5 separate regions of the Mus musculus genome follow, and regions 1, 2, 3 and 4 are each linked to region 5. Evidence: chromatin loops called from intact Hi-C (ENCODE). Cell type or tissue: heart. All regions are shown on one strand.

Region 1 (5,000 bases), 190 kb after region 5:
AATCTGAAGGATTCTTGCTGACTACTGTACCCTCAAAACATGAAACTATTCATTATTCCTAAAAAGCATCTAAGTAAGGTCAAATATTTTTTTCAAATATTTCTCTCTCTCTCTCAAACACATTTTTTTCAAATATTTCTCTCTCCTTCTCTCTCTCTCTCTCTCTCTCTCTCTCTCTCTCTCTCTCTCTCTCTCTCTCAAACACACACACACACACACACACACACAATTACAATCACACGCATTAAGCCAGGTTTCAATATTAGTGAAAAAATTTTAGGGCAAAAAAAGTTAAATGTTAGGTATTTTTAATATGAATGTCAAGTAGAAAAAGAAGCCAGAACATCAATTTCATCTCATGAAAATTTCAAAATAAAATGTCACTATTTCTAGAAAAGGTTTATTTAATGTTCTTTTTAACCTCACTAAATCATATCTATAATCCTAAAAGGGCAGCCCCATAATCCACAGTGAGTTCAAGACAGCCTGTAAGCGCTGCCACAAACTGCTTGTCGTCAGCTCAGTCTTACAGAAAGAAAGCACATGCTGCCGAAAGGTCGGTTCTCACTCTTTCCTACATCAAAACAAATGTTTTTATTTAAAATTACAGTAAAAGTACATCCTTTCTCCTCTGGCATTCTTTCCATCTCTTTTCTCCTTAACAATACCAAAAAACTGTCAAATTTCTTTCAAAGAATAAAAATAAAACCAATACCCAAACCTCTAGTCGTCAGGACTCCATGTTTGCTGTACAATAAGGAGGCCTTTAGCTACTTCGACATGCTTGGTAATGACAGTCTTTTCCTCCATAGTTAACTGTGAGCAAATATCAAGAACCACACACTCCTTTGTAAGTTAAGTACCACGGGCGTTTCCAGCAACATTAAAACAACTGTACAGACTAATCTCAAATGCATACAACATGAACTTTCAGCAACTTCTGGCCAGGTAGGGTTGCTGCACACATCTATAACCTTGGCAACTAGGAAGTAAAGGTACATCAGGTATCCGGGTCATCCTCAGCTACAGCGTGAGTTCAAAGCCAATGTGAGCTACATGAGACCCTGCCTCAAAAAAATGTAAACAACCAAGCTCTGCACAGTTTACTCTATTTACCACTTAAAACTTTTTTTCCCCCAGTCCACAGTTCAATTCCAATGAAAATACAGAATAACAAACCTATAGAAGATTTAGGTCAATTCTAATGAAAACACAAGAATAATAAACCTACAGATAATTCAGTTCAATTCCAATGAGAACACGAGTAGTAACCTATAGGTAATGCAGTTCATTTCCAATGAAAACAGAGCAATGAACCTATGGATAAGTCACGTACATGACAGCAAAGGCAAGCATGCAGATTACCAACAAGCTCTCATTTAAAGACTGCACTCAGCAACTCAATTTGTCCCGCTTGTCTGTTCTGTCGCATGGACAAAGAGAAGAATAACTAATCCATAGTCCATATAAATCAAAGTTGTAACTTTAAAAGCCAGGATGCTAACTAGCACAGAGCAGAATAACACCATAAGTCTTTGGTTCCTCCACCTGCCCTGGCTCTTGGGTTGCAGCTTATCTAACAGCTAATTTTCCCTTCTTGTGGGGTTTTACTTGGTGTGCCTGTTCTCCACTTCCATTTCTTCCCCTGTAGTTTTTAAAAGGATATAAAGCATCTGTATTAAGAATGCCTAAAGATATCAAAGACCTAAAGCTGCACTGGTTGTGTGTGGCATAGGAGGAAGGGGAGGAAAACGTGAGGTAATGAGGATCTACTGTATTTACCGTATGTGCAGGGCATGTGGACAACAATAGGAACCATGCAGGGTGCACTTTTGGTCAGAAAAGAACATGGCAGCCTAATGGGAGGCCTTTGTTCTTCAAAAGGGTCTCCTTTCTCTCTTTTGTGCTTCACTTAATTCATGGCATCTGAGCTGCTCTTGAACTTGACAGATGAGAAAAAAGGGAGAGAGAAGAGTGAGAGTCACACACAAAGAGAAGGGAAGGGAGGACTTAAAAAAGAACTCATTGTGATAATTTAGTTCTGCTAGACTTGGGGAATTTTGAGGAGTTGGCTAGTAAAATTCAGAATTAAAATAAAAATTTCCAATATTACACTAAGTAGTTAAGTAGACAAGTAAAATGCAAAATAAACTCTACAAAAAAAAATTTAATACAGATTATTTTCTGCTACAAATATTTCTTTAAATAGTAAATACTGATTTTTCAAGAGTTACATAAAAGATAAGCATTCTATTAACAACAGTGGGTATTAAATGATTTCCCAGATTAGGAAAATGTTGAGATAGAAGTAGCACAAAAGAACACCAAAAACCACGAGCACCACCTACAGGATGAAGTGTGCAGTCAAGGCTAACAGACTAAAAAACATCAACTGATTGTCATCTTGAAGGCATGAAAAAATAACTGAGCAAGAAATCACAAGTCCTAGGAATCGTTGGCTAATCAAAAATATAAATAACTCTGGTTTGTACGACAAAAGTCAGCTTAAAGCAATAAAAAACATAGTTGTATGAGGCTAATGAGGAGCTTGGCACATAGACTTCACAACCACCTAAACTCCAGCCCCAAGAGCTCCACTGCCTCTGACCTCTGTGCACACCTGCACTCACAGGCACAAACCCACACACATACACTTAACTAAAAATAATTTTTTTAAAAAGGAAAAAGACAGCTATAAAGTGATTCGATAATAATGTCTGGCTTTAAAATAGATTTGGTTACTGTTTTTGAAAGATACTCAGCATAAAACAACCAGATAAGTCTAAAACATAAGAAACTGTCCTATTCCTGTTACATTTAGTATTTACTTTCCCAGGTTTTCCTGATACATGTGACTTAGATACATAAATTTTCATCTTATGCCATACATGTATTTTACATCTCCTTTTTAAAAAAAGAAGTCATCATACACATAGCTCTCATTTCTGGTGTGTTAAAACAACATATTATGCTCTATTGAATTATTTCTACTTCCACTAACATCCGAGCTTCAAGAAGTAGTACTGTTTATATATCTTTCCCTGATAGCTTAAACTAATTCTATAAACAAATGACTAGTGATAACGGATTTCAGTTAAACAGTGCAAACATTTCAAATTCAATGTATTACACTGTTCTCCCAAAGTTGTGCTAAAGTAACTTCTAATATTATCATTTTGTTTTCCTAATACTATATACTCTTTTAAAATTTGACATCTGATAAATTACCTGAAAATGTGTACATGTGTACATATTCCCAATATTTGCTGAGATGTTGTAAAAGTAGTACTTTTAAACTACTTTAAAGTCAGCTACAATTTTATAAAATCTTACTTTATAGTTGATACTTATTTAATTAATGCCCAATCACATTACACTACACAGTGTATTCAGAAGCCACAATCAACTCCTAGTACCAGTGAGTAGACTTAAAACTTAAAACTTTGCACTATCTCAAAGGCAACTGTAATAACAGGCAAAATTAAAACACTGTATGCCCTTTCCAAAATAGCTATTTTGAAAGGATGTTTTTCAGCTAGACTTATGTGCATGTACATGGAAGTAGGTCAGTTATAGACCAAAAATTGTCTAAAACAAATGAAAAAAACATTAAAGGGAAAGGCCATGAATTTGGGAGAGCACAAAAGGTGCATGGGAGGAGTCTGAGGGAAGAAAATGGTGTAATTTTAATTTCAAAAAACAAAAGTTGAGAGAAAGAAAACAACCACTTCGAATCACTCTTTGAATGGATATGGATATGGTTATTTTAGGGTTCACATGTGTAGACGTTAACACCACTAACTCTAATTCTCAAATGCAGCACTACAGACTTTTTGAACAAGGCAATTCTCTTTGGGAAAGAAAAGTGGACAGGTCTGTTCACTCTAGGGTATTTACAAGAGAGTGTCTGATCATTGCCTCTCCCTGGGAAGAACGGGATGAACAAAATTTGTGCCTAGGTAGGAACCACATCACAGGGTACTTCAACAAGCTATCTCACAAACCCCATTTAAATTTAAACGTATTTTACTTGTTTATTCATTTAGTGTGTGTCCTTTGCATGTGACAACTTGCAACAGTCACTTTTCTCCTTCCACCAGGTGGAAGGAATTGAACTCAGGTCATCAGTCTTTTCAGCAAACACTCTTAACACAGAGCCACCTTGACAGGCATCATAGTCCTATTTTTAAGTAGACAAGGAAACCAACATGAGAGCTCATGCTAGAGACCTAACACCCAAGAGGCTGAGGTTAGGAGAGCGCTGCCAAGTCTGAGACCAGCCTGTTAACTACACAGGGGTTTCCTGGCCTACAGCATGAGACCATGACTCCAAAAATGCAAAACAAAACAGTATACATCAAGAGCTAAGACCATATCTCAGTCAGTAATGCACTCCCTGACACGCTTGAGCCTGTGAGTACAATCCTCCCCAGGACAAAAATCAAACAAACAAAACAACAAAACAGAAAAAACCCAAACCTTATACAAATATTTTCAGCAGCTGAATACTTACTAAATTCTCACTAGCCTTCACTACACTGAACAAGGTCTCTTATCTAATTACTAACATGGTAGTTTAAGGAAATACTGAGCTTGGGGCACAACAGATAAACAAAATTACTTTATCACTGTCAACTATCCTATTAGTTTTTCTTACAAATTCTGTCTTAAACCCACGGCTTCTCCACATCTTTTCTAACTACTTCAACTACCAAGCCTTTCCTATCCAGACTGTGTTTTCCCTGTCCCCTCAGCTTTTACTCCACTCATTCACTCAGCTATGAGCCACTGACTGCCTGGTACATGCAGTTTTCTACATACTAAGAATACACTATTAACAAAACTCTCAACAAAATTATTTTATCTAACTAGGTGTGGTCACACATGATTTCTATACTAGCAGAGAGTTGAGTATATTACTATGTCTATGAAGCATCACCTGTGTCATTGTTTTGTAAACACTCTTCTCCATCTTCTGGTATAGAGACAGACAAGTAGAC
Region 2 (5,000 bases), 580 kb after region 5:
TCAGAAGAGGAAAAGGGCTTAAAAAGAAAAAGGAAAAAGAAAGGAGACACAGTGTTATCAGGTGGACAGAAAGGACAAAATAAAAGAGCTGAGGCGGAGGAGGAAGGCGAATTAGCTTCTGCGCCTCCTCCCTATGCCTCCTCAGCAGCCACCTGTAGGTGGACCTTCTGTCCGGAGATTTGGAGAGGATCGACCAGATCAGGTGTTGATGTGGGCGAGAGGGTCTGTTTGTGTGTTTCCACAGGACCAGACGGAACCTCTTTGGGTGCTGGAGAGGTTGGTGAGACGCTGCAAGAATGAGGCTCCTGATCCAGTTGCCCCTGTGGATGTGGTGGATGGTCCCACAAGCACAAACGATGGAGCCAAGATGGGAGATCCTTTCAGTGTTCCAGAAGCCGATACCAGCTCGACATGACGTTCACATTTTTCCATGCCTTTTTGATCCCTGAATTTCCCTTAAAGATATAGCCCCTCTGGCCATCTATCCCTTGCTTCAGGGAAGATGAGCGGGGATGAGAGCCCTGGGATGTATGCTTGTTATAGTGTGTGTGTGTTTTGTGTTTGGCACATGTGTTAGGTGCAGAGTGTGCGGCCCGCACTTTCGCCATGGTAGCATAGGCTTTTGCTGCAGTGGAGGCGGGACAATCTCCTCAGATTCGGTTTGCCGCTCTAAAAGAAATTATGCTGCGTTATGCCGTGGGGTGCGAGGCTAAGCACTGCACAGAGGATAGCTTGCTGTTGGCATCCTGTGGAAGGCATGTCTGATTGCATGAAGGTTCAGTGTCCTAGTTCCCTTCCCTCAGGAAAAATGACACGGGAGCTGGCCAAGACCTCTCTGGGTGATGAGCCTAAGGGATGGTTTTGTGTAGGGCCCCTATGCTTGCACACTGGGGATCAGACCTCTACCTTCACCCATGAGGCTTGCTTGCAGCAATTAAGATCTGGCCATAGATTAATCAACATCCTGGCCTTTTGATGCACCTGCCACAAGCAAAACACAATCTCCCCAGGAGTGGCTTGGCATGATTAAGAGGTAGTCAGTGATAAGACTCCCTGGGCATGTCACCAACCTAAGACAGGGATCAAACCAATGCTGTTTGTCACCCAAGGACGGGTAAGGGGCATGGCTGCTGGGGGCTATCTACAGACATTCTCTCTGCCAAAAAAGAAAAAAGGGGGAATTGTGGGGAGCGGGTGTGGCGGCAGTCCCAAAGGCGCCAGGGACTGCAGCTAAGTCATATGACTTGCACCTGACTTCCTCACACAAGACACAAACATCTTGAGTGCTGCGCAGGTGTACCAGGATACAGGTGAATCCAATTTGGTGGAGATTTGCCCCTGCTGCCCTGATTAGCTGAAGCTGCGTGCCTGGTGAGGTGGCGTGGCCTGCTGTGTGTGGATGGGAACTGAGAGTATAAAAGAGTGAGAGGCCCGGGTTAGAGGGAGGATTGTTATTCTAGAGAGGATTGTTATTATTGGGAGATATAAACAAGGGAGATATAAGCAGGGGAGATATAAAAACAAGGGAGATATAAACAGGGGAGATATAAACAAGGGAGATATATAGAGAAAGAAGAAACAGGACTGAATAAACGTGTGCAGAAGGATCCTGTAGCAGCGTCGTTCTTCCTGGCCTGTTGGGGGCGCGCGCGACAGTTGGTGCTGAAACCCGGGAAAAGAAACATCTTCAGGCATGAGCGAAGACCCCCTGCTACAGGGAGGATTCAGAACTGCATCACTGGGAAGGAGCGGTTAATAAAGGTTCCCGTAAAACAGACTGTTGAGAAGGATCTGGCGTGGATTCAGAACTCTTCAGCTGGGGAACGGTACTGATGAAGAGAAAGAAGAAAGATGAAGACTGAATAAACTGCTGTTAGAAGGACTGGTGGTCGCATCGTTCTTGCTGGTCGAGAGCAGGCGCGACACCCCACCTTGTGTCTGTCAGTCATTCTGTAACCCTGGGCAACTAAACGTGATGGAACATAAGAGAACAGAATTTAAATCCAGTGTGGTACAGTTTGGGTTAACGGGAGCAATGCATGGCTCGGGCTTTAGGTAGGCATTCAGTACCTGTTATCATTATTCATGGGCCTGGTGAGAAGGAGCCCTCTCAAAGGTTTCTGCTATTTCCCACCACCATGAGGGACAACATATGTAAGGCCTCCCCTGTCTTCATCACTCAGCTGACTAAAGCCGATTCCAGGTTGTTCCCAAATACAAATAATTGTTTGATTTCTTCCTGCAGAATTCAGTTTTGAGTACAAGTTTAGAAATGTTACTTTTGGAAAGACTAAAAAAAAAAAAATCATCTTTGGATTGTCTGATGTGTCCAAAGGCCAGGGCTTCCTAGAGTCTCAGCTGAGACGCCTGGTGGCCCTTGGAGCCATTTGGCTTCTGAGAGCTATGATTCTGGCTAGCGGCTGAACAGCCTGGAGCAAAGGTGAGGAAGCATCGCCCCCTGGTGGCCGCCGAGCAGCTAGCCTAGTCGGAGCCGTGTGCCTGAAGTCTCCTGTTTATCCAGCACTGGACTGTGGACCAGGAAACGGTTTGTCTCTGCCAGTCCTTTTAGGAAATACCTGCTAACCTCCTAACTCCTGCCTCAGGACAGCTTTTTCTTTTTGGCAGACAATATAATAAACATCGCAGAAGACCTCTGTATAGAAGCAACCCAATTAAAAAAAAAACAAATCATGCAGTAAGGCAATGCGAGATGTAAGACTGACTCCTGTTCTGGGGCAATCCCAGCTCCCAAGGACACAGTAAACTCAGGAGCAGGTGGATGGTAACGCTGGTCGGGGTAATCACAGCTGTGACTCCAGGCAGCAAACTGCCCCACCCCCACCCCGATTTTGGCCAATGAGCCTTGACCAAATCTTGTAAACCTCATTTCCCAGGTTTCTTCCCCAAGGTCAGATTTTCCTTGGGAACACCAGATAGCGATTCATTTTTCTAGGCCAACAAGGGTTTTTTTGGTTTTTTGTTTGTTTGTTTGTTTTGTTTTTGTTTTTGTTTTGTTTTGTTTTTTTCTTCTCTGGGAGGTGATTTTAGAAGCTCATTCTGCTTCCAGCAGAGTCTCCCCACATTACGAGCAATTCCCGTGCCAGTTTGAAAGCTTGGGACATCCCCCAAGCCCCTGCCACAGTGCCAAATGCCTTCTGAATGAGTGGCCATCACCACACAGGGCACGTGTAGCACCTTGTAGCTCCCAGCCACATGGTAAGCAATGCTCACAGTGTTTACTGCTTCCTCCAGATTCCAGTTTTAGCTCGCTGCAAAGGTTGCAGAGGCAGGAAAGGGCTCTTTCCCAACAGGTGCAGTTTAATAACGCACACTTGAAACAGGTTTTTTAAAGGTCTCATAAATATCATTCATTATCACATCCAGGGACAACTTTCCCTTTCCCTGGAGCTCCTGAAGCCATCTGCTCAGCTTCACTGCAGATGGTGGTGTTTTTACTCCCAGGTAGGACCAAGGAGGTGCTGGCTGCCAGGCTCCCATAGTGAGAAGCAGGACAGAAAGATGCTTTTGAGATTGACTTCACAGAATTTGTCTAGGGAGACCAAAGGGTCTGTGCTTACAATTTGTGTATTAATCAGCTTTCTGATACTGCACCAAACACCTCATACTTAAAAGCCAAATATGATTTTTGTCTCACAGTTTTGGAGACATCAGCCCATGCTCACTGGTCCATTACCCTTGGGCTAGCAGGAAAGTTTGACCCCTAATTTATTTTAGGCACATTTAAGCACAGCATAAATTTGGTAAAAAAAAAAAAATTTATTCTGCTGATAATTAACTCAATCCTGTGTCCACAACAAAATATACACATACATACATTTCTTTAAGGAGCAAAGTAAACTAAATACAGATCAGACAGGACTACATTGAAACTCTTTGTAAAATCCATCAAGGCAGGTTCGACAGATTTACCGAGAAAAACAAATTTATGCAAAGGGTCTGGGGAAGGTCCGGTGCTGGAAGAGTCTCTAGCCACACAGTAGAGCCTAGGTCACTAGGGTAGTAAACATGTCTGTTCCTGGCCTTCTGTGTGGATAACAGGTTTTGCTTTCCTTCCCTTGGAGGAACAACCCTGTGTGCTTAACATTACAGACTGTGCTCACACTTTTTCTGTGCCCCCTACAGGAACTGAAGCAGAAACCATGGAGAAATGCTGCTTAAAGCCTTGCTCCTCATGGATTGCTCAGTCTGCTTTCTTATATCCCCCCCAGAAGCACCTGCCCAGGAGTGGCACTATCCACGACAGGCTGGGACCTCCCTCCTATATCAATCATTAATCAAGAAAATGTCGTACAGATATGCCTATAGGCAATCTGATGCAGACATTTTTCAATGGAGGTTTCTCTTTCTAGACATCTCTAGGTTTGATGTAAGTTGACAAAAGTCCAACCAGCACAGTGTCCTTAAAAAAATAATCATACACACACTCTTGAGTCTATCATCTCATAGGAGTGCAGACTAAGACTGGTTTAATATTACTAATTAATAATGTGTGAAAGCATCATGACTTAGGTGGGCAAGATGGCTCCATGGATAAATTACAAGCCTGGAAACTTGAGTTTGATAGTTGGATTCCATGGTGGGAGGACAGCACTGACTCCTAGGAATTCTCTCTCTCTCTCTCTCTCTCTCTCTCTCTCTCTCTCTCTCTCTCTCTCTCTCCCCCTCTCTCTCTCCCTCTCTCCCTCTCTCTCTCTCCCTCTCCTCTCCCTCTCTCCTCTTGAGAATTCACTGAGGAAAAGCTAGGGCACAGGAAGACGATAAATCAACAAACAGGGGGAACAGAGCTCTCACAGAAACCAAATTTCCTAGCCTCTTGATTTTAGACTTCTAGCCTTCAACAGTATGGAAATCCATCAGGACCCAGGCATTACTGTATGTGTGTCTATCCTTTCTTCATTCCCTCTTTGCTCCTAGCCAGCTTCTAGTATCCAAGCCACATGGGATACTGGCACGTAGCCTAACCAGTGCAAGGCGAGTGT
Region 3 (5,000 bases), 79 kb after region 5:
CTCTGCACTATAGCCAGTCCGATGGCCCCTTGGAGGTGGTGCTGAGCTCTGATTCTCTCTGCTCTGTTGCAGTTCAGCAGGAGTGCAGAGACTGCTGCCAACCTGCAGGACCCCAACCAGCTCTACAATGTAAGTTCCCCCTTCTGCAGACCTTCTTGGAAAGCCTTGTCCTAGGACCTAGGGAAACTTCAAGGTCAGGTTAAGCTGTAGGTCTGGTCCAAAGCTATTGGCCTGGTGGCTGGGTGGCAAGCCTTTGAGCCTCAGGTTTCTAATCCTGACTGGAGCGGAATCCTGCTTGCCCCTCAGTGCTGCTATGAGGACGAGGAGCTTTAAGAATGAGATGCATGGCATGGCCCTGCCTCAGGAGAACTTTCAGTCACTAGCAATTTTGCAAAGGCAAGAGGCCACAGCACAGAGGGAAGGGTCCCACAGAAACGCAGTGGGGCTCTGGTCTGTGAGATTCCCCTCTAGGTGCCTCCATTTCGCATGCTAATGAAAGTGTATCATTAACCCTATTAGATCAGCACATGGTGACTTGGGGGTTCCCACCATGTGCCAGCAAGGTAGCAGGTGTTTTCTGAGGCGCTAGCTTGAAGATGAAGCAGTTCCCACCACCTTTCTTGCCTTGATCCATGCTTTAACTGGAGAGATAGTGAAGGGTGCTTGGTGTTCTTGCAGAGGACGCAGCCTTGCCCCCAGCCTTGCACCTACTGGCTCACAAATATCTGTAACTCAAGCCCAGGGGATCTGATGCCTCTTCTGCAGGCATGTGGTGCACAGGCATACATCAGGCACACACACATACACATAACACACATAAAATGTAAAAATTACATTTGCTTTTTATTGTGCTTTGTGTGTGTGTATGTGTACCGTGATGCACACATAAAGGTCAGAGGACTTCTCTTTTGCCATGTGGGCCCTGGGGATTGAACTCAGATCTTTAGGCAGAGGCCAGTGCCTTCCCCACCCACATACCTCACTTCCCCTATGCTGCTTTGTTTCTTTTTGAGCCACCGGGTGGGAAACCAACTCCAGTTTTGGTCAATGTGACCCCATTCTCCTCAAGGTCCTGTTTCCTCTTCTAGGAGCTCAATCTAGGGCGAAGAGAGGAATATGACGTCTTGGAGAAGAAGCGGGCTCGGGATCCAGAGATGGGAGGCAAACAGGTAGGGCGCTCCTCCGCTTCTGAGTGTGTGGGCTTCGAGGCTATAGCAGCAGGTGGGCATTGGACTCTGGCCTGGGACAAGAGGATGACAGACACTTGCTGTTGTGCCTTCCCTTTCTTCTTGGTTCCATTCTGCGTCAGAAGGAACCTCAGTACTCAGATCGTCCTTGCCTTCACGTCCATCTCCCCTCTACTGCGCCTTAGCCAACACGATGTCAAGATACACACAGGAAGGGCTAAGCCTGTGGAGAAGGCATTCTGGATTCTGAATACCCCTCTAGAACATGGCCACATCAGGCTCCAGGGGCCTGTGCCCTGTAGGGAGGGGAAGGGATGGGGGACTCCTCCGATGCACGAGAGGCCTCTTAATAGCAGGACTCAGGACAAAAATCCCAGTGTAAGGTCAGTGCTACTCAAAGCTACCCAGTGTCCTCAATGCTTCTGGTCAGACATGCCCACTTGGCCCTGACCTCTTAGTCCTAGGTGTTGCTAGAGGGCATGGCAAGAAATAAAATTCCTCATTCCTATTTCAGTCTCCAGCCTCAGCTCTTCTCCACGGGACCCGGAGGGTATGGGGAAGGGCAAAGAGTGGCCACAGAAACACAGAAACACTGAAGAGCACTGACTGGCTGCCTCTGAATGAGGTGACCCAGCCCGTGTCTCTGTTTATGGTGCGTGTGAGGGCGTGAGAGAGCAAGGGGGCTGAGAGATCACCAGCAGCCTAAGACATGTCCAGGTGGGAGTATGAAGTGTGGTAGGTATGCATTGTAGAGTCCCTGCCCAGAGGTGTGTGGGACGGACCAAGGGCGACCTGAGCAAGGCTTGGGCAATATGGAGATTGATAGCTGAGCCATAGGGCAGGGGGTAGCAGGCCAGGCAGCATGAGGTCATTACACTTGCCAGCCTGGATTCTCTCAAGCTCATCTCTGCGCCTTTCTATTCCCCAGCAGAGGAGGAGGAACCCCCAGGAAGGCGTATACAATGTAAGTATGGGAGAGTTCACCATTCACCCTAGACAGATGGAAGAGGGCTGGCAGAGGTGCTTTCTGTCCAGGCTAGTCCATGCCTTCCCTGGGTGGCCATGTGCCACCTGCTGGTAGCTTTAGAACATCCTCTTATGCTGGGCAGGGTCACAGCACCTCATTTCCTCTGCCTTTTTCTTGCTGTTCTGTGGGCCCTGAGCCTGTGCTTGGGGAACTGGGCAGAAGCTGCAGGCTACGCTGGGTAGGAGTGTGGAGCCGGCTTGTCTTGAGAGGACGCTCATCCCGAGGGCTGGAGTATTCTGAACACTTTCTCTCATTGTAAAGTTCACCCCCACCACAGTGGTGTGAAACTAGTTTCAGACCACCAAGGTGCTCCTTGCCGCTGTTGGTATAGCACTGCGATTGGCTGATCCACAGCCTGTGGTATCAGCTATGAAGAGATGGCTTGTTCAAATAAATGACTCTTTGCTCCCCCTGAGCCCTTATATTGTCCAATCTCCCTGTCTTGGTTTACAGTTCTAAATCCCATTTTCCTGCATCTAATGTGAATCGCTCAATGTATAGATCCGGTAGATCAGGGAAGATTTCAAAGTCAGGGTTGTGGGCAGCAATGTTTGTATGCCTAAGGCGTGGAGCCCTGGCAACTGGAGCCTGGCAGCCTGGGCACCCGGAGGCTTCTGAGGGAATGCTCTCTCTGTGTTGGTTAAGAAGAGAATGTGTCACCTCTTCTCTTCCTGTAGGCACTGCAGAAAGACAAGATGGCAGAAGCCTACAGTGAGATCGGCACAAAAGGCGAGGTGAGCGCTGCTCTTCCTTGAAGCCCTAGGCAGGCAGGTTCCTTCTGGTACGAAGTCTTCCTTTCCCATCCATTCCTCCTTCAACTAAGACAAGCCCATGTGACGGCAGCCATGAGCATAGGTACTGCCGGACAGTACATGGGACTAAGGATGGACTGAGGTGTCAGGTCTCAAAGGCAAACCTAGAGCCTGTGCTAAGCCCTGCTGGAAGCGGATCGAACCTTTTCAAGTAGTGTCGCTGTTTATATAGTACTGTTGTGTGCTTACTGCGTGCTGACATGGGGTCCCGGGGGGGGGGGGAATGAAAGTGTATGGCCCCTTGTTTATTGATGATTTTGTAAGAACTTGAAAATATCTAGGCTAGAGCATTGAGTTCTGAGTATGGGGCCCTGGGCAATGCTCTACCAGGGAGAGGGGTTGCTGGTTAGGAAGCCGTCCCTTCTGATCCCTTGAGTAGGGGCAGTTGAGCAAGGGTGCTACAACTGACTCTCTTCCTCTCTAATCTCCTTTCAGAGGCGGAGAGGCAAGGGGCACGATGGCCTTTACCAGGTGAGAGTGGCCGGCGCCCACCCTGGGCGGCACAAAAGGGGTAGAGCTGAAGCTACTGTAGTCTGCTGGTGGCACAGGCCTTTGTCAACAGACAGGACACGCAAGCCCAGGGCACACAAGTGGACTGGAGGTCACTCCACGGCCACTATGGCTCTACAGCTTGGTTGGGACTCAGCTGTGGAAGCGACACATCATTTGTATATAGCAGACAAAAGCAGCTATCTAGGGAGGTGGGAAGGGAGCCCCAAGAGGTGCAGGCAAGAAACGTAAAGGATTCTCTACAGCTGACTGTTTCCTTTGCCTCCTGGGCTAGCTTAGTTCTGCTCCCCCCTCCCCAATTGCAAGACTAAGAGTGGGCAGAAAGGCTGGGCAGTGGTGGTCCATGCCTTTAATCCCAGCACTTGGGAGGCAGAGACAGGCGGATTTCTGAGTTCGAGGCTAGCCTGGTCTACAGAGTGAGTTCCAGGACAGCCAGGGCTATACAGAGAAACCCTGTCTCGAAAAACAAACAAACAAACAAACAAAAAGTGGGCAGAAAGATTGAATAAAAAAAAAAAAGACATCAAAAGGACCTTTCAAAAGGAAAACATTGTAATCAGGTGCCTGGTTTATGTAATTTATGCAAACAACGTGCAGAGACCCTACTTTCCTAAAAAGGGCTCCCTAGTGACTTCATATTTCCTGTTGCTGGGATAGGGAGGAAGAGGCTGTCCAGCCAGACTGGGGCCAGCTTTGCCTGAATATACATTCCACAGTGGCCAGAGCCCGGAAGCTCCCGGAGAAGGACTGAGTTAAAGAGGGACCACTTTCCCTGTGACTAGTCCAGACTCTCTGTGGGTCCAGGTAGCACATTGTCTGGCACCTCCTGGGTCCCAGCTCAGTGTGTGACATGGGGAAGCCACCTTCCTCTTTGGTCAGATGGGAATCTGATGGGCCCTGTGTGCTGCAGGGCACGGTGTCTGAGTTGAGAAAAGTAGAGAATCAAGCTGGGAAAAGACTTGCTTGAGTCATTTGTAGCAGGACAAAGAACCAATCTTTCTGTCAGCATTCTCAGGCAAGATTCCCACCTGGGACGTGAAGGGATCCTCTTGGGCTCCTGAAGGGACCGTGGATGAGCTACAGAGAGTAAGCTTGTACCTGTGAGCTCCTGTTCACCCTTCTGTCACTTGCTTTCACCAGGGTCTCAGCACTGCCACCAAGGACACCTATGATGCCCTGCATATGCAGACCCTGGCCCCTCGCTAACAGCCAGGGCATTTCTCCCTCACGGGCTTCACCTGCTGATGTCACTTGTGAAGGACAGAGGACAAAGCCCCCCTCAGTTTATTCATTTCCCAGCCACCATTTCATGACGAGGATGGTTCTCTCACTTGCCACATTTGTCTTCTTCAGTTCCAGAGCACTGAACACAGAACGTCATCCCTGGACTCTCTAAAGGGAGAGCCACCCTTGCTCTTCCACCCCAGCCCTGCTCTTGGGTCTTCTGGCAGGCTCCTCTCCTTG
Region 4 (5,000 bases), 110 kb after region 5:
CTGTAGTACAGCTTTAGGTCAGGCATGGTGATTCCACCAGAGGTTCTTTTATCCTTGAGAAGAGTTTTTGCTATCCTAGGTTTTTTGTTATTCCAGAAGAATTTGCAGATTGCTCTTTCTAATTCGTTGAAGAATTGAGTTGGAATTTTGATGGGGATTGCATTGAATCTGTAGATTGCTTTTGGCAAGATAGCCATTTTTACAATGTTGATCCTGCCAATTCATGAACATGGGAGATCTTTCCATCTTCTGAGATCTTCTTTAATTTCTTTCTTCAGAGACTTGAAGTTCTTATCATACAGATCTTTCACTTCCTTAGAGTCTTGCCAAGGTATTTTATATTATTTGTGACTGACTATTGAGAAGGGTGTTGTTTCCCTAATTTCTTTCTCAGCCTGTTTATCCTTTGTGTACAGAAAGGCCATTGACTTGTTTGAGTTAATTTTATATCCAGCTACTTCATTGAAGCTGTTTATCAGGCTTAGGAGTTCTTTGGTGGAATTTTTAGGGTCACTTATATATACTATCATATTATCTGCAAAAAGTGATATTTTGACTTCTTCCTTTCCAATTTGTATCCCCCTGATCTCCTTTTGTTGTCTAATTGCTCTCTGGCTAGGACTTCAAGTACAATGTTGAATAGGTAGGGAGAAAGTGGGCAGCCTTGTCTAGTCCCTGATTTTAGTGGGATTGCTTCCAGCTTCTCACCATTTACTTTGATGTTGGCTACTGGTTTGCTGTAGATTGCTTTTATCATGTTTAGGTATGGGCCTTGAATTCCTGATCTTTCCAAGACTTTTATCATGAATGGGTGTTGGATTTTGTCAAATGTTTTTCTCAGCATCTAACGAGATGATCATGTGGTTTTTGTCTTTGAGTTTGTTTATATACTGGATTACGTTGATGGATTTCCATATATTGAACCATCTCTGCATCCCTGAGATGAAACCTACTTGGTTAGGATGGATGATTGTTTTGATGTGTTCTTGGATTCAGTTAGCGAGAACTTTAGTGAGGATTTTTGCATCGATATTCATAAGGGAAATTGGTCTGAAGTTCTCTACTTTATTTAATGTATGAGTGCTCTGCTGCATATACATCCGCAGGGCAGAAGAGGGCATCAGATCCCCTTATAGATGGTTGTGAGCCACCACATGGTTGCTGGGAATTGAACTCAGGTCCTCTAAAGAGCAGCTAGAGCTCTTAACTGCTGAGCCAGCTCTCCAGCCCCAAGGAGGTGTTTTAAAAGTTTGGTAACAGATTTAAAACTTTTTATACTTTTTTTTTAGCTGGGTTTGGGTGTTGTGACACACACCTTTAATCCTAGCACTCAGAAGGTAGAAGCAGATGGGATCTAAGTTCAAAGCCAGGCTGGTCTGCATAGTGAGTGGTCCACTCAGGAGGTCAGCCAGGGCTCAGTCTTAAAAAAAAAAAAAAGTGAATACTAACGTGCCCAGCTCAAGGTCAGGTACACACACACACACACACACACACACACACACACACACACACACACGAAGGGGGAGGGGGGAGGGGGGAGGGGAGAGAGAGAGAGAGAGAGAGAGAGAGAGAGAGAGAGAGAGAGAGAGAGAGAGAACGAATGAACACGAAGTGATGGAGTTGGAGCATATATGTTGCCATGTATGTAGTAAGGTCCATGTGGAGGCCTGAAATTGATATAAGTGTCCTCCTTGCTTATTCCCTGTTATCAAGGCAGGGTCTCTTACTGAATCTGGAACATGCCAATCTGGTTAGCCCAGTTTGTTCTGGGGAGCCCCTTCCTCTGCTTCCCTAGCACTGGGTTATGGATGGGCTGCTAAGCCCACTTGGGTCTAAATGTGTACTTTGTATATGAACTCTAGTCCTTATGATTATGTTCACACAGCAACCTCCCTAGAGCCATAGTCATACAGTAAGCAAACAAACAAACAAACAACACCCCACAACCAACTCACATCTTAGGTCGTAGAACCTTCATGACCTAGCAGTTCTCCACAGAAACCTGACTGGCACTGTGCTTACTAGCCTGTAAGCTGGTTGCTGCTTACCTGTAAGAGAGAGATTAGTCACAGCAGCACTGGTTAAAGGGAGGACAGGGTTGACTGTGAGGGTAGTTGCCGTACTGCTTGTCACAAGGCTTGGAGTGGTTGCCACCTAGAGGTGAGACAAGAAAAAATGTACATAGCATAATCAGAACTTGAATAGTTTTTAAATTTGAATAATGTTTAGTCAGACAGACTATAAATAAGCTAGAACAATACCTAAACATAAATATCACCTAAACAAGACAACTATCTGATAGCATTAGAGCTTATATTGTTTTTATTTTTGATTTTGTGGGAGAATCTACCCACCTACCCACCCACCCACCCATCCATTTATTTATTGGTTTTTTAGAAACAGGGCTGCTCTGGGTAGCCCTGGATATCCTTGAGTTCAGAGATCTGCCTGCCTCAGCCTCCCAAGTGCTGGTGGTTGTGTGCCACCACCAACTGGCTGACTTACACTCTTATAGCTAGGTGTAGTGGTACTACCATTTAATCCTAACACTTGGGAGGCAAAGGCAGACAATCTTTGAACTTAAGGGCAGCCTGGTCTACAGAGCGTTTCAGGAAAGCCAGTGCTACACAGAGAAACTGTTTCGAAAACCAAACCAAACCAAACAAAAAGACAACCTTACTATGTAGCTATGGCCGGTCTAGAACTCAGTTTTAACCAGGCTGGTCTCCAATACAAACATCTACCTGCTTCTTCCTCCTGAGACCTGAGATTAAAAGTGTGTACCGTTACTGGGGCCAGGGACCTGTGGCTAGACAGATCATAAGCCCAAGGCGAGAACTTAGTATTACTCTGCTAAATGGACATGTTAAACTAGCTCTAAAGATTCAACATTGTAGATTAGTGCACCTCTCGACTTTCATCAGAGAAGCTCCTTTTTGAAGCGGTTAACATAGGCTCACAACTGTTTATGGTGCATAGAACAGGGGACTAAGGAATGCTCAGCCCTAAAAGGGGACTCTCTATCATACCCATTTTCCCTCAGGTTTAGGAATCACTGCAGAAGATGGGGAGGAATGGTTTTAAGAGCTAGGGAAGGTAGATGAGCAGTTTTTCTGACCCAGCAGAGCACGCACATAGGACCTGACAGTGATTATGACAGTACGCATAACCCACACAAGCTCCAGCCAGTCAGAATCCCAGCATGAAGCGGGGAGGTGGTGTTCACGTCCTAGCTGTGGAATTATTGGCACTGGAACCTGCTGGGAGCAGGAGAGTCAGTTTTAGGTTGTGGCCATTGGTAAGTCAGTCACACCTTAGTGGATGGCCACACATGCAGGAATGTGGGCTTGATGGGTAAAAAATAAAAAAGGGACAAGTGTGTGTGTGTGTGTGTGTGTGTGTGTGTGTACGTGTGTACTTGGAGCTGCAGGAGTTGGGAAAGGGGAAAATACAACTAAAATATATTCACGTTCTCAAAGAACTAATAAAAAAGAGAGTATGTGCCCCAATACTTCCAAGCTCTAGTGAAAAAGATTTTAAAAACAATCTTGCATTTTTTGAACTATTGTAATAAATATTTTACAGTTTTATAAGACCCTGCCCTCTTTCTATGACAGTTAAGCCTCCAAAACAAAACAATCACCTACACAGAACTGTTATCTAATGGCTATGATTTGTTACGACATAAATTTTATGATTAAAGCATTCCCACTTAATAACCCATAACCTTTTAGTTTAAAGAAAACCTTTGTGAGGGGCTAGAGAGATGGCTCGGTGATGAAGAGCACTGAATATTCTTAACCAAAGGACCTGGGTTCAATTCCCAGCACTCACAAGGCAGCTCACAACTGTAATTCTAGTATCAAGGGTTCTGACACCCTCACACAGACAGACATGCAGTAGGTAGACTACTAATGTACATAAAATAAAATTAATTATTAAAAATAAACAACTTTGTAGAGCCAGGTATGGCACTACATGCCTCTAATTCCAGCACTTGGGAAGCAGAGGCCATGAGATTTCTGTGAGTTCCAGACTAGTTGGGTGTACATAGTGAGTTTCAGATCAGCTAAGGATACACAGAGAAAACCTTTCTCAAAGAACTAAGTGGAAAGGGAAAGAGGTTGCAGCATGGAATAACATTAAAATAAAATAGAAGCAGAGCAACAAGAACAAAAGGAACATAAGTGCATTATTAGCCTTCTTTTGAAGCCTGTCTGGCAGCATGACAGTGATCTACAATTATTCTAAAAGGAAGAAAAGTTAAGTCCCATGACCACAGCATGTCTCTTCCATGTAGGAATAATGTTCTAATGCAAATGGCAGAAGTGACTAAATAAGGGTCTATATGAAGGCTGACCTACTGTCCAAGAGTGAAGATTTGAGATTGACTATTCATCCTTGAAAATTTACTGTCACTTAATCATGTAAGTTTACTAAAATGGGTTTCAGGACTGAACGGTAATAAAGGGACACATTATTTTCAGGAGTCATTATAGCTACAGTGGAACCTTATTAGCCACAGATGAAAATCCAAAAGAACACAAAAGACTTCAAATTGTTTACTTCCAGAAATAAAGGAAAGCAGTAAATTCTTCAGTTCACAATGACAGATTTTATAATTTTGAAAATATTTAAAGTAGACATTTTTATGTATTTATTTAACATGTATCTCTCTCTCTCTCTCTCTCTCACACACACACACACACACACACACACACACACTTCCTTCAAAGTTGTAGCTTGAATCAGGATAATTGCAAAGGCATATATGTTTAAATCCAGTTGATGGACGGTTGGGAAGGATGAGGAGGTGTGGCCTTGTTGGAGGAGGTGTGTCACTGGGGGGTGGGCTTTGAGAATTCAAAAGCTTATTCCATTCCCAGAATTTTTGCTACCACTTGAAGATCTAAATGTGAGCTCGCTGCTGTTCCTTTGCATCACTACCATGAACCCAGCCTCTGAAACCCTAAGCTGAAATGAAATGTGTTCTTTTCTAA
Region 5 (5,000 bases):
TAAAAGTTCTTAAGGTGTTCTGCCAGCTGTTTTTCTTCTTTGTGAATTGTCAGCTTATGCTAGTTGTTCAGTGGTCCTGAGAATCACTTTAATTTCCCTCCTGGTGGCTCTCGGGGTGGGACCCAGGGTCCTTCTCATCCAAGTATACACCCTTCCACCCAGCCCTTGGGGATAATTTTTAAAAATTGATTTTAGTGAATATTATGTATTTATTTCAGTAAATAATTTTTGTTGTCGACACCTGGTAAGAACTGTTTTCCCTTTAAATTGTTTTTAATATCAGTAGATTTAAATTTTTCCACAAAGGAAATTTACATAATTGAATATTTCCCTCTTAACATATTTATTTTTCTTGAAATTTATTTCTTTGCCTTTGAGAACTTTGGTAAATGCTAGTTTGGGCTTTCTTCCATTTTTCTGTTTTTTTCACCCTCAATTCTTCAATCTGCCTGGAATGCGCTTTGTGTAGAATGTTCTTCTCTTTCTTCATGGCAATCCCAACTCATATTTAGCTTTTTTAATTGATGTGTGAGCCCGAATCTACACACAGATCTCTCCACAGCAGGGACAGACATTTAAGTTAGGCTTCCCCATTAAACTTGTTTGCAATCTGTGGGCAGTCTAGTCCAGAGACCCTCTGTAATCTGCAGCTTAGGCCTTTAGCACTAATATTAACCAAAATCTCATAGATTCTCATAGACTCAAACTCTGGAGGGTGTTTATAATATGCACTCACTTTACTTAGCTGAAGTCTCCAGTCCTTCCACAATAAACTCTTAGTTGGCTTTCTTGGCATCTATCCTATGTGTGTGTGGTGGCATGCACACAGACACACAGATAAACACCTATCTGTCTGTCTATCTATCTGTCTGTCTATCTATCTATCTATCTATCTATCTATCTATCTATCTATATCACATACACATGCAAGCACACATACACTAAATGCAATTTTAAAAAAATAAAAGAGAAATATTTGGTGGATGATTGCAGGGCAATTGAACAAATCAGTTTCTTCTGAGAGTGGTAGTCCAACATGTTATATCTATGTACTGAGGTCAGTTAGCACACACTCCTTATTTGGTCACCAAGGGTCATCTGTTAATGGTCTGCATACCCTGGATTCATCTTTGCCTGATTTTGATCAAGCTGCCATAGACAGAAACATATTTCTAGCCATTTTAAAAACTGGAAGTCCCATCTAAAACCACACAGGCACTCTGGACTGACAGAGTCTGTGTTGGGTGGACATTTCCTATGCTGCATGCTTTTGAACCTGTGCATAGAATCCTAGAGAAGTCCAATAAGACAGGGGAGCCTTGGGCCGAGGGAGGAAGGTCCTCACATAGGGCCATGGTGGGGCCCGTGAAACAGCTTAGCAGGGCATAGCTCACCTAAGGTTAGGAACATAGACTGCAGGAGCCCCAATTCTTGACCAGATCTGGGCAGACGACATGTTGTCTTGAATCTGTCTCTTTATTTCTTTGAGCTATGTTGGTACATCTGTAAAGGACAATACTTCATAGGACAAGGAACAAATTAGCAAAACTCAAATCATTTTGCACCCTGCCTGCAGTTGGTTGCTCTTAGGGATAACAGAGAAGAAACCATCATGCATTGGGAGTCCCAACAGCATCCTCTCTGTGAGCCTTCCGAAGGCAGCCTTGCAGAAGGAGAGTTAATTTCAAAGTCAAGTGTTCTGGCTCTGCCATGGGCCTAGGTTCAAATGCTGGTTTCAGCCTTAGCTGGGTGGTTCTCATTGAACAAGTGCCATCTGATGAGGGAGCAACCGAGTTTTCAGCCACCAAATGGAGGATAATACAATCCCTTCCTCCTTATTTGTAGAAAGAATCCAAGTTACCCAGCACACTGAAGGCTGAGGCAGAAGAATCGTGGGTTCAGGGTCAGCCTGGTCTACATAGTGAGAGCCTTCCTTAAAATAGTTTATTTTTCTAAACTAACACATAAAAAACACATAGGAGGCTACCTTAGAGAGTGAACACTCAGTAAATACTAGATAGGCAAGTCCTGTTTCTTTACTTCATATGCCAATTGATAATGTTAGTACTTTTTGAAGTAAGAGTCACAGCTTCAATGCATTTAATTTTATGCGTGGTGCTCTTTTTCTAAGTCTAGTTACAAGACCAAGAAACAGGTGAGGCACACGTGATTTTTTGATTTTTTTTTTTTAATTTTATGGAAGAGGTTAGTTACCCAAAGAGCTGGTTTGAGGTTGTCCTCACATTTCCGTATCAGATCCTATAGTTTTGATTCAAGAATGCAACGCTAGAGGTCCCTGTGGATCCTTTAAAGAAATGCATTGCCTCGTGTTTTGTTTTTAAAGGTTTGTAGTGTGGAAGGAAAACACACACACACAGGGAGGGCCATGTGTTTAAAAAAGCTAGGTTTTCACAAATAGGTCTTTGACATCTTTGATGGTGTGTGTGTGTGTGTGTGTGTGTGTGTGTGTGTGTGTGTGTGTTGTGTTGCGGGAGGGCAGGGGGAGATAAGTCCTGTGAGCTCTGAAGCCAGACTGTGTTCAAATCTCAACCCAATCGCTTAGCCTGAGATCACCAGGGTTAAGTCCAGGATTGGGCTAGATAATGACTTTTGTTCAGTTGTCAATCAGGTTGTGAATGGCCTGAAGTCCTTACACAGAATGTAAGACCAGCGCAGAACCTTGGAACCCGACATCTAGGAAGTGATGCGGTAGCCGTGGGAGAGTTCCAACTGTTGTGTGTGCTTTGGTGACACGCACCCTCACTGTGAGTACTATGGAAGAGGAGCCTATAGAGACTCGGTCTGGGATTCCGGGGTCTGACTTGAGAGGCTAGACTGCCAACCCTAGAGCGTGGGGGAGGGAGGGGGCGGCAAAAAAACAAAAAACAAAAAAACAAAAAACAAAAAACTTGGGAGCTGCAGTTTGACATGATGGCCGCTGGAGGTCGCTGTGGAGCCGCGCGCAGGTGCTAACTGGGGCGGCCCTTCGACCCCCTCTCCCCAGGATGGGAGAAGTTAGTCCTATCGCTAGCAGTCTCTCTGCTCTGCTGGAGTTGGGTCCCTCTTAGCGACATCTTTCCGTCCCTTTAAGGAAATGACCATCCTAAGGAAAGGCCAAGTGTATCTAGCAGTATCCAGAAGTGGAGCTCTGGGATTATTGGCAGAGCAAGCGATCTCTGCTGGGGACCTGTTTGTGCGGCTCTCCAGGAGGCAAGGCTGGCTCAGCAAGGACTTCTAGCAGCCTCCTCACACCGCACGGGTGAGCGGATCTAGTCTCCCTTTTGGGGATTGAAAAAAAAAGTGACGCACGCGAAGTAAAAAACTCTCCAGCGTCATGGGATTGGGTAGAACCTTCAGACTCTGTGCTTGATTCTCCATGCAGGAAGTTCACCCGGTGGCTCAGGTCAAGGAAGGTGCCAGCTGATGGCAGTGAACCGGCCAAGAAAAATTATCCTCAGATACAGGGTCCAACCCGAAACCAGTTTGTGGAGGCCAGAGACTTCAGCCCCTTCAGGGGACACGCAGAGGCCTGTAGAGGGAGAGTGAGTTTCTTGGTTTGTTTTGTTCAAAGTCACACAGTAAGTAACGGATGAGGCTGGGACCAGATCCCATCTCTCTTAAAACCAATAGGTCTGTGGCACTAGCCGAGGGTAAGACCTTCTGGGAGAATCAGAACTGAGCATGAAAACAAAGCCAGGCCAGAGGTGGGGAACTGAAGAGATCCCCTCCTCGCAAGATGTGGTAACTGGTTCCTCAGGTTCCCCGGGGTCTCAGGCTTAGAGTTTTCTCATCTCAATGACTTCTCCTTTGCTTAGCTACCTCTGAGCTTCTGAGGCTGAACCAGTCACTGAAGCCGGGGCTATCTGTTCATAAGGAAGACGAGGCAGGCACTTTGAGTCAAGAAAGAACTACAAAGAAGAGGAAGTGGACAGGTCCCTACTCCGGTGTGGTCTACGCTCCCATAGGACTTGTCCACAACCTCCTTTTTTCAGTCCCCCCCTCATCAGAGACCGTGCATGTCCGTTCTCAGCTCCCATCATTTCTAGAAGATTCTTGCCAGAGCTTCTTCGACTAAGCATTTAATAATCCCCTGGCATCCCTTTCCCAGATAGTGATGACAGTTCCGACCTCCCCTGGAGTATGTGAAGGGAGCCGACTTTCCACAGCATCCTCGGTATACAGACGTATGATGCAGAAAAACTGCCAGGAAGCAAGCTGTCCATTCTTCAATACACAGCTGCGTGGGTAAAATGGATAAAAGCTACGCAGGAAGTTGGACGTGGTCAGCAAGTTCGGGACAAAAAGCCAGTTAGTGGGGTCCTTTCTCACCCAAGCCTGCCACTCTACACCCCAAGTCTTCCCGCTACCGTGATGCACCACCACCCAGGACACGTGACTTCCGGTCTTGAGTTGGCCACTTGCCAGCTTTGGGATAGCAGGTAAAATTTCAATTTCCTTAACTATAAAATGGAACGTGCACATCCGCAATGGCTGTCTTCCTGGGTCATCTAAAAAGACTAAAGTGACAACATGTGAAAATGACATTCACATGGAAGACAGGACGGGCTGATTTCCAGTTGAAAGTGTTGGGCTGCCAATCAATCGCTCAACTTATCTCCTGATAGTCCTCGGGTGATATTATCCACAATCCTGCTTCTGTTTGCTATCTTTCACAAAGATTATTGAAGACATTTTTGTTCTATCTCTTTGTGCAATGTTCTAACATTATTTCTTCCTTTATTATGTTTATTGGTGTGTTTGGACCTTGGGTATGCTTTTCCTCCACAAGATTTCACAGATTTTTTAAAAAAATAATGTGCTTTAATTGGTCTTTTGAGAGAAGGGAGAACTAAAATTAGCTTCGGAGTAAAATGGACCCAGGTCAGTCACAGCTTCCGTGACTATGTTTTCAGTGTCTGTAACATCAAGAGCACTTCAAGTGCAAACTGCACATTCAAAGTCAGCTTTCATAAAATGGAAAAAACCCATGGAGCGGGGCC

What was found. Hi-C counts contacts between places; a loop is a spot of excess contacts. Peaks named below come from ENCODE experiments on the same cell type or tissue, not always from the same donor. Only the 100,000 strongest peaks of a DNase experiment are listed, where the experiment ranks them.
Region 1: a loop joins it to region 5, with 9 times the contacts of the local background. A loop is called at or near these places in 25 of 42 quality-filtered maps.
Region 2: it touches region 5 in a loop (4-fold over the local background); 21 of 42 quality-filtered maps call a loop at or near these places.
Region 3: a loop joins it to region 5, with 6 times the contacts of the local background. A loop is called at or near these places in 28 of 42 quality-filtered maps.
Region 4: it touches region 5 in a loop (9-fold over the local background); 6 of 42 quality-filtered maps call a loop at or near these places.

Annotation. Positions count from the first base shown.
Region 1 is chr1:165,964,878-165,969,877 of GRCm38, forward strand. All of the region lies in intron 1 of Pou2f1 (POU domain, class 2, transcription factor 1), which reads right to left. Among named protein-coding and RNA genes, the nearest start is that of Pou2f1, 35 kb to the right of the region's middle. In heart, a CTCF peak has its summit at 2,352; no DNase peak of the experiment used is centred here.
Region 2 is chr1:166,357,908-166,362,907 of GRCm38, forward strand. No RefSeq gene overlaps it. Among named protein-coding and RNA genes, the nearest start is that of Tada1, 19 kb to the right of the region's middle. In heart, a CTCF peak has its summit at 2,458 (motif pointing left); a DNase peak (open chromatin) is centred at 2,454.
Region 3 is chr1:165,856,328-165,861,327 of GRCm38, forward strand. Cd247 (CD247 antigen) reads left to right here. Exons shown (of 8, transcript NM_001113391.2): 3 at 73-129; 4 at 1,089-1,169; 5 at 2,116-2,151; 6 at 2,892-2,948; 7 at 3,462-3,497; 8 at 4,677-5,000. The coding sequence ends at 4,742. Among named protein-coding and RNA genes, the nearest start is that of Gm32999, 9.7 kb to the left of the region's middle. In heart, a CTCF peak has its summit at 2,279 (motif pointing left); a DNase peak (open chromatin) is centred at 4,274; H3K27ac peaks cover 1,219 bases; H3K27me3 peaks cover 1,012 bases.
Region 4 is chr1:165,889,762-165,894,761 of GRCm38, forward strand. It overlaps Pou2f1 (POU domain, class 2, transcription factor 1), which reads right to left. Exons shown (of 16, transcript NM_198932.3): 13 at 2,049-2,154. Among named protein-coding and RNA genes, the nearest start is that of Gm32999, 43 kb to the left of the region's middle. In heart, a CTCF peak has its summit at 2,170 (motif pointing left); no DNase peak of the experiment used is centred here.
Region 5 is chr1:165,777,729-165,782,728 of GRCm38, forward strand. It overlaps a transcript of Cd247 not described here. Among named protein-coding and RNA genes, the nearest start is that of Cd247, 8.5 kb to the right of the region's middle. In heart, CTCF peaks have their summits at 2,276 and 2,944; a DNase peak (open chromatin) is centred at 3,183; H3K4me3 peaks cover 1,293 bases; H3K27ac peaks cover 1,078 bases; H3K27me3 peaks cover 122 bases.